Regions from separate parts of the Mus musculus genome. Here region 1 is linked to region 2. A link is a contact called in ENCODE Hi-C or POLR2A ChIA-PET data. All regions are on one chromosome and are shown on one strand. Each heading gives the region's core, a stretch centred on a gene start or an enhancer-like site at or near the end of the contact. The rest is flanking DNA. Distances are from core to core; before and after follow the strand shown.

Region 1 (3,286 bases), core at 319-2,818, 100 kb after region 2:
AAGTATTTGATGAAGGTTAGCTATTACTATCTTAAAGATACTTTTTGAGATCTTATTTTAATTTTATGTGTATGGGTATTTTGTCTGCCAGTATGTCTGTGCATCACAAGCATACAGTGCCCGAGGCCAGAAGAGGGCATCTGATTCTCTGGAACTGGAGTTACAGACAGCTGTGAGCCACCATGTGGGTGCTGGGAATTGAACTCAGGACCTCTGGAAGAACAGCCAGTGCTCTTAACCACTGAGCCAGCTCTCCAGCCCAGCTGTTACTGTTACATTATCAAAATAAGCTTAGACACTAAGTTGCTCATGCCATTTCCATGACTGAACACCCAAATGATCTCCCCACCACAGGACAAAACCTTAGCGTGGCCTGGAGGCTCCGAATATACCTTCAAATTGCACTACCAGAACCCCATCAAACCCCCCACTTCACACCAGTGTTACTCACCCCTGGGCTCCCATCCCAGGCTTGCCCGCTGCTTCCCCTGGCCAGCTCCTGTTGCTCTCCTAGGATCCACCCATGCATCCCCTTCCAAAGGGGCCTGATTGTCTCAGCTTGGCTTCTCTGCTCTTTTCCTGCAGTGTAACTCTCACCCATTACACTATTAAAGTAACTTGCGTCTCTGTTTCCCACTAGACAGAAACTCTTCAAGATCAAGGACCCATTCTTCATTTAAAAAAAAAGAAGAAGAAGAAGAAGAAGAAGAAATTCCGTGTAAATCCAGTAAACATCAGAAAATGCCAGACACAGAATGGAAATGAACTCTTGCTATGACTTGAATATGGAATATTTTCCACAGGCTCATATGTTCAAACACTTGGTCTCCAACTGACAGCAGGGACCCTCACTGATGGATGGAGGATACTGTAGACAGGCATCTGAGGGATGCAGTGTGGACCTTCTTCTGACCTAGTTCTCTACTTCCTGGCTGGTCAAGATTCGAGCAGGCTCATCCGTGAACAGGGCCATGCCAGCCCATCTTCCCTGCCTGATGCTCAGTAAATCTCAAGTGTGAATCAGAACGAGCCTCTCTTCCTAGGAGTTGCTTTGTCTGCTATTTTTGTCAAAGTAACAAGAGAAGTAACCACCACAACTCTGGGACCTAGACCATCTTCCCACAGGAAGCAGTTGCAAAGAATCTCCTGCCTGTAATCACCCTTTAATTAGCTGACAGAGGAGCCCAGCCACATGCTCAGAGGATAAATACACTTCTGGCAAGCCTTAGGATTTCGATTCCCGGGAACCATGTGGCGGAAGGAGGGGATCAACTCCCACAGACCGCCCTCTGACCTCCAAACATGCACGCATGGGTGCCTGCGTGCGAGTGTGAGCGCGCAGATGTTCCATCTTACACACTCCTTAGGCTTCTCACTACAGAATAAAGTCTACCCTGTAATAAGAGAACTGGGTTCCGAACCTGATTTCTCCATGCGTCCCTAAGCCCTGGCCACACGTTTCAGCTCCTTGCCTTTGTATACAGAGTTCCTTCTGCCAGGAATCTCTTCTCTCTCACCCTGGAAAATTCTCCCTCGGTGCGTATGACCTCGTTCCCGAGTCTCTGTGCTACCGAGCCCTTTCAGGTCATGCTCTGGGAGAACAAGCTGCTCGCTCCTCTGCTGGCACACACTGTTTATTCCGACAGCGCAGTGCCTGCTCCAAGTTACTATCTTCTGTCATTGCCATTTGAGTCCAAAAGCAAGGGCTGAATCTCGCTTAGCTCTGGGTATCATGGAACCTGGAACTATATGCCAGATAGTAATAGGACCTCAATATGTTTTTCCTTTTACATTCAATTAGTCTATAGAATGGCTACAAAAAGTGAGAATCTGACTGTGTACCACACTGCCATACAGAGTATGAACTACACAGTTCATACAGAATATGATATATTGTTATATATTAAATTGTTATATTCCCAACTACATGTCAGGATCCATCTTTATTTTAAAAGAAGAACAAAAAACACCAGAAGAAAACTTCACCATTTTTTTTTTATTTTTAATTTTTTTGGTTTTTTGAGACAGGGTTTCTCTGTATAGCCCCAGCTGTCCTGGAACTCACTTTGTAGACCAGGCTGGCCTCGCACTCAGAAATCCGCCTGCCTCTGCCTCCCAAGTGCTGGGATTAAAGGCATGCGCCACCACGCCCGGCACCATTTTTGTTTAAGTTAAATATATCTGTGTATGTGTGTGTTTGGCTGAAGTGTGAAATACCTTACTCACTGCACTATATGGGTTGAAAATATTGCACGTGATTTGTAGGGTAGTACAGCTAATTATCAGGGTCTTGCTCTGTAGCCAGGCTTGTACCCAGCTCTCCTTCCTCCGTCTCAGCTCTCCAATGCTGGCTCAAGTATCATACCTGCCTCAAGTGAATAAGTACTTATTTATAGTTTGTTAATCACACACACACACACACACACACACACACACACACACACCAGCAACACCTCAGAAAATGGAAGGAATGGAAATGAATGGAAGGAATCAATTGGAGAGGAGCAAAATCAATCAATCAATCAAACAAACAAACAAACAAACCTTAAGTAAAAAGGTGACCTTGTGTATTATGAAGGAAGTAAGATTTCAGATTGGCTATTGGTCTTTCCACCCAACGCCTTACTTATTGCTGATGTAAAGACAGGAAGGGGGAAAAAAAGCCTTCCTACAGATACATTCCTTCATTTCTCCTGAGGTGCGTTTCTTGTTTGTTTATTTGTTTGAACTTTGGAAATAAAGAACTACTTCTTTTTTTTTTATTTGAAAATATTAAATTTAATAGAAAATATCACATTGTAAACAAGTCCATTGATCCATTAGCTTAACACAGAACAATAGCACAATCACATATAAAAACTACAAACAAATGCTGGTACCAAACACAGTACTTCTGGAGGGGCCTGGGCAATGTTCTGAAAGACCTCTCCTGGAAATAGGCAGCTCTAGCTTCAGACAGGCACAAGGACGGAGAAGGAGGCAGCGACTACTCCACAGAGGCAGAGAAGATAAAGCAAGGCCAAGCAGAGGAGCCTGGGAAGGGAGCCTGAAGGACAGGGGGGTGAAGGGTTTAGTTCTGATGCTGAGGACAGAGGATATAAACCCGAAGGTGGGAGTGCTGGGGTGAGTTAAGCGAGGAGAGAGCAGTAGCGTGTATAATCTTGGCACTCAGCTCTGAGGAGGCCGCAGAGCACAGCGCATGTGCAGATGTCAGCTCCCCACCTTGGGTAAAAACACTGAAATCATAGCGTGTCTGTGACCCACGCGGATCTCCTTACTAGGGAGT
Region 2 (3,074 bases), core at 53-2,552:
GAAGAAGCCCCGCCGCTCGAAATGGGGGCTGGCTCCGCCCGCGGCCGCCAGGGCCGGGCGCACGGAATGGCCGCTGCGCGTCTTCCCCGCCTGCGCCGCCGCCGCGAGGGCGAGCGCGAGCGAGAATATGGCTCCTTCCCTTTGTGTGTGCGCGCGTGTGAGTGTGTGTGTGTGTGTATGTGTGTGTGAGTGTGCGAGGAGACCGAGGCGCGCGGCGGGCGGGCGGGGCGCTGGCGCACTCGCCATGGCGGCGGGGGAGGGGCGGGGGGCGCGCGGCTCCCCTCCCCCCGCGGCCCCCGCGCCGTCTCCCTCCGCGCGCCCCGCCGCCCCCGCACGGAGAACGCGGGGCCGGGGAGAGAGAGAGACTGAGAGAGAGAGAGAGGAGAGGAAGAGAGGGGAGCGAGAGGAGAGAGGGGGGGAAAAAAAAAAGTTGCCTCAGAACTGCTGCGCCCAGCTTCCCCCGCCCGCCCGCCCGCCTTGTTTTCTCTCCAGCCAGCAGCGCCCGGCCGAGTCAGCCATGTTCCAGCGAGCGCAGCGGCGCCGCTCCCCCCCACACGGCCGCCCCGCTCGCCCGCCGCCTCACCCGGCCCGAGCCGCCCCGCACGGCCGCCCCCGGCCCACCCGCGGCCGCCCTCGCCCGCAGCGGCGCCCCGCCCGCCGCCCCGCGCTCCCCGCCGCGGCCGCCCATACAGCGGGGAAGCGCCGCTGCCCGCCGGCTCGCTCGCTCCGCGCACGCCGCCTGCCCGAAACGCTCGGCCCTGGGGGCCACAAACACGTTTTGGGGAAAAAAAATTTTTTTTAAATAATCCGGAACACGAACACACACACAGGCAGACACAAAACAAAAAAAAAATTTTTTTTTTTTTGCGCCAGTGAAGCGCGGACGGCGCCGCGGGTGTGAAGTGGCGGCCGCCTGAGGCCCCGCGACTCGGCTCGGCTCCGCTCGGCGCGGCACGGCGCGGGGCAGCGTTCGCGGCAGCGGCCGGCGGAGCCTCGCTCCGTGCGCAGTTCCCCCCACGGTCCCCCCTCATTTGCCTTTGTGTGGAGCCTGACCCGCCGGCTCCGGGCCGCGGGGATCCGGCCGCCGCGCAGGCGACCAGGCTACCCGAGGCGCTCTCCCCGCCGCCGCGCCGCCCCGCACTCACCCTCCGCGAGGCACAGAGTCGCCCAGTGCCCGTCCGGCTCGCGCTTGCCCCGGCGCTGTCTCTATGGAGCTCAATGTACTGCAATGGCTGTGAGAGCGGGAGCCAGACGCAGCCTCCTCACTCTCTCCGCTCTGTAACATTACTCTCCAGCCAGCGCGCCTCCTATTGGCTACCGCCAACTCACCAGGCCCGTTCATTGGCCCGTTCCCTCCCATTGTCCTGACCAGAGCCCGCGCGCCATTGGCTGTCTGCGAGGACACGTCACCGAGGATTGAAACAGCGCGCAAATCTGAATGTGTGTGTGTGTGCCGGGCCGAGAGGCTGAGGCGGGAGAGGCAGCGGCAGAGGCAGCAGCTGCTACGGGAAAGCGGAGCTCTATGGTGTCTCTGTGCCTGCGCCTGCCCCGAGCCAGCCCCACGCCCGAGCCGCGGCGCGCGCGGCCAGGGCCCGGCTCCGCCGCAGCCACGGCTGCGTCCCCAGGCCCGGGCGCCTCCCCGCAGGCCCGCCCCCCCTCCCGCTCCACGCTCCCGCCCCGAGCCGTTGGGATGTGCGGCCCGTGCTTGGGGATGCCTCCCCGAGTGGGGTGACTGCTCGGGGGGGCCTGTGGCCCAAACACGGGGGCCTCTGCGGGCTCCGGGACGGCCGTGCTGCTGCAGCCCACCACAAGACACCCCTCCCCGGGACTGCCCGCCTAACGTGCCCACCCTGCCCAGAAGCCTAGTCTGCACCCGCCAGCAGGCGTCCAGTTGCACCCCTTCTTCTGGGTTTGCTCGGGTTTCCCCCAGTACTTCTCGAACTTTTTTTTTTTTTTTCCTTTTGGTGAGACACAAAGCACTGTTTTGAACTTCCCGGACACCAAAGCCTTATACCAGGGAATTAATGCACAGCCACTGGGGTTTGATACTGGCTGTTCTCAGAAAATGTTTGGGGGGGGGCCCAGCTAGAATTAGCAAGTTCTTTAAAGACCTCATTGCCCCACCCCCATACACACACATACACACACACACACACACACACACACACACACAGACGCTGTTTTCTGTGACTCGGTGTGGATTACTGTTAGAATCAAATGAATCTTTGTGATTGCTATCTTGCCTCCGATCACACCACTTAGTGCATACATGTACCTGCTCTAGGGTTACCAGACATTTAGGGCTACTGTTACCTGAGGGATTAGAAGCAGTCGGAGAGTGCTTGGGCCCAAACCCACAGGCCATGCTTTTTCCTGCTCTTCAAGTTGGCTGATCATTCTTAGGTATGCAGAGAAAAATAGCCAGGCTGGCTCTAAAGGCCACAGGCTTCCATCAATCTTTGATGAATCTAACAGCTCTTTCTTTCTGGTGAGCACAGCACCTCTCTTCACTTCAAAACAAATGTCCCCCATTTTTTTTTTTTAAAATCCTGGCTCCTATACACTTCTCAACTAAGAAACAAAGAATTCCTCCAAAATGCACTTGATCCAAGTCAAAACATCCAAGTCATAGATTCTGGGTTTCATTTCTATACCACTTCTGAGGCCCTATTATGTAATGGATTTGCTCGAATTTATTATCCTTACTGGAATAGGTTTAGATTATCTTTTCTGGCCAGTGGCTTTAATGTCCATTGCCATTTTTTTTAACAATATATCCTTGGTCTCGTGAATATCATTGGCATGAGTGGACAGTACACTAAACACACATGCACACACACACGCACACACACAGTAGTTGTTGGGTGGGATGGTGTACTGGCTGGTTTTGTGTGTCAACTTGACACAAGTTAGAGTCATTAGAGAGGAAGGAGCCTCAGTTGAGGAAAGGCCTCCATGAGATCCAGCTCTAAGTGCTTGTCAGTTAGTGATCAATGGGGGACAGCTCAGCCCATTGTGGGTGATCCCTGGGCTGGTTCTAAAAGAACGCAGGCTGAGGAAGCCAGGGGAAGCAA

Evidence for each region. A loop is a pair of places that touch in the nucleus more often than their neighbours do. ChIA-PET counts read pairs that join two places held with the same protein, here RNA polymerase II (POLR2A).
Region 1: a loop to region 2 is called in a map of gastrocnemius, with 2.5 times the contacts of the local background. The contact joins the enhancer-like site here to the promoter of Hmgb1 in region 2. A Hi-C loop is called at or near these places in 1 of 37 maps with a recorded cell type or tissue (gastrocnemius). POLR2A ChIA-PET finds 5 or more read pairs at or near these places in 1 of 5 experiments (Patski).

Annotation. Positions count from the first base shown.
Region 1 is chr5:149,151,368-149,154,653 of GRCm38, forward strand. All of the region lies in intron 1 of Mm2pr (macrophage M2 polarization regulator), which reads right to left. It overlaps Gm42788 (predicted gene 42788), which reads left to right. Exons shown (of 2, transcript NR_137278.1): 2 at 641-2,173. It also overlaps the pseudogene Gm8615. Among named protein-coding and RNA genes, the nearest start is that of Gm42788, 8.7 kb to the left of the region's middle. Within about 2 kb of position 1,569, at least 1 of the 3 ENCODE cell types and tissues checked has a DNase peak (open chromatin) inside an H3K27ac peak, as active enhancers do.
Region 2 is chr5:149,051,755-149,054,828 of GRCm38, forward strand. It overlaps Hmgb1 (high mobility group box 1), which reads right to left and starts at 1,303. Exons shown (of 5, transcript NM_010439.4): 1 at 1,146-1,303.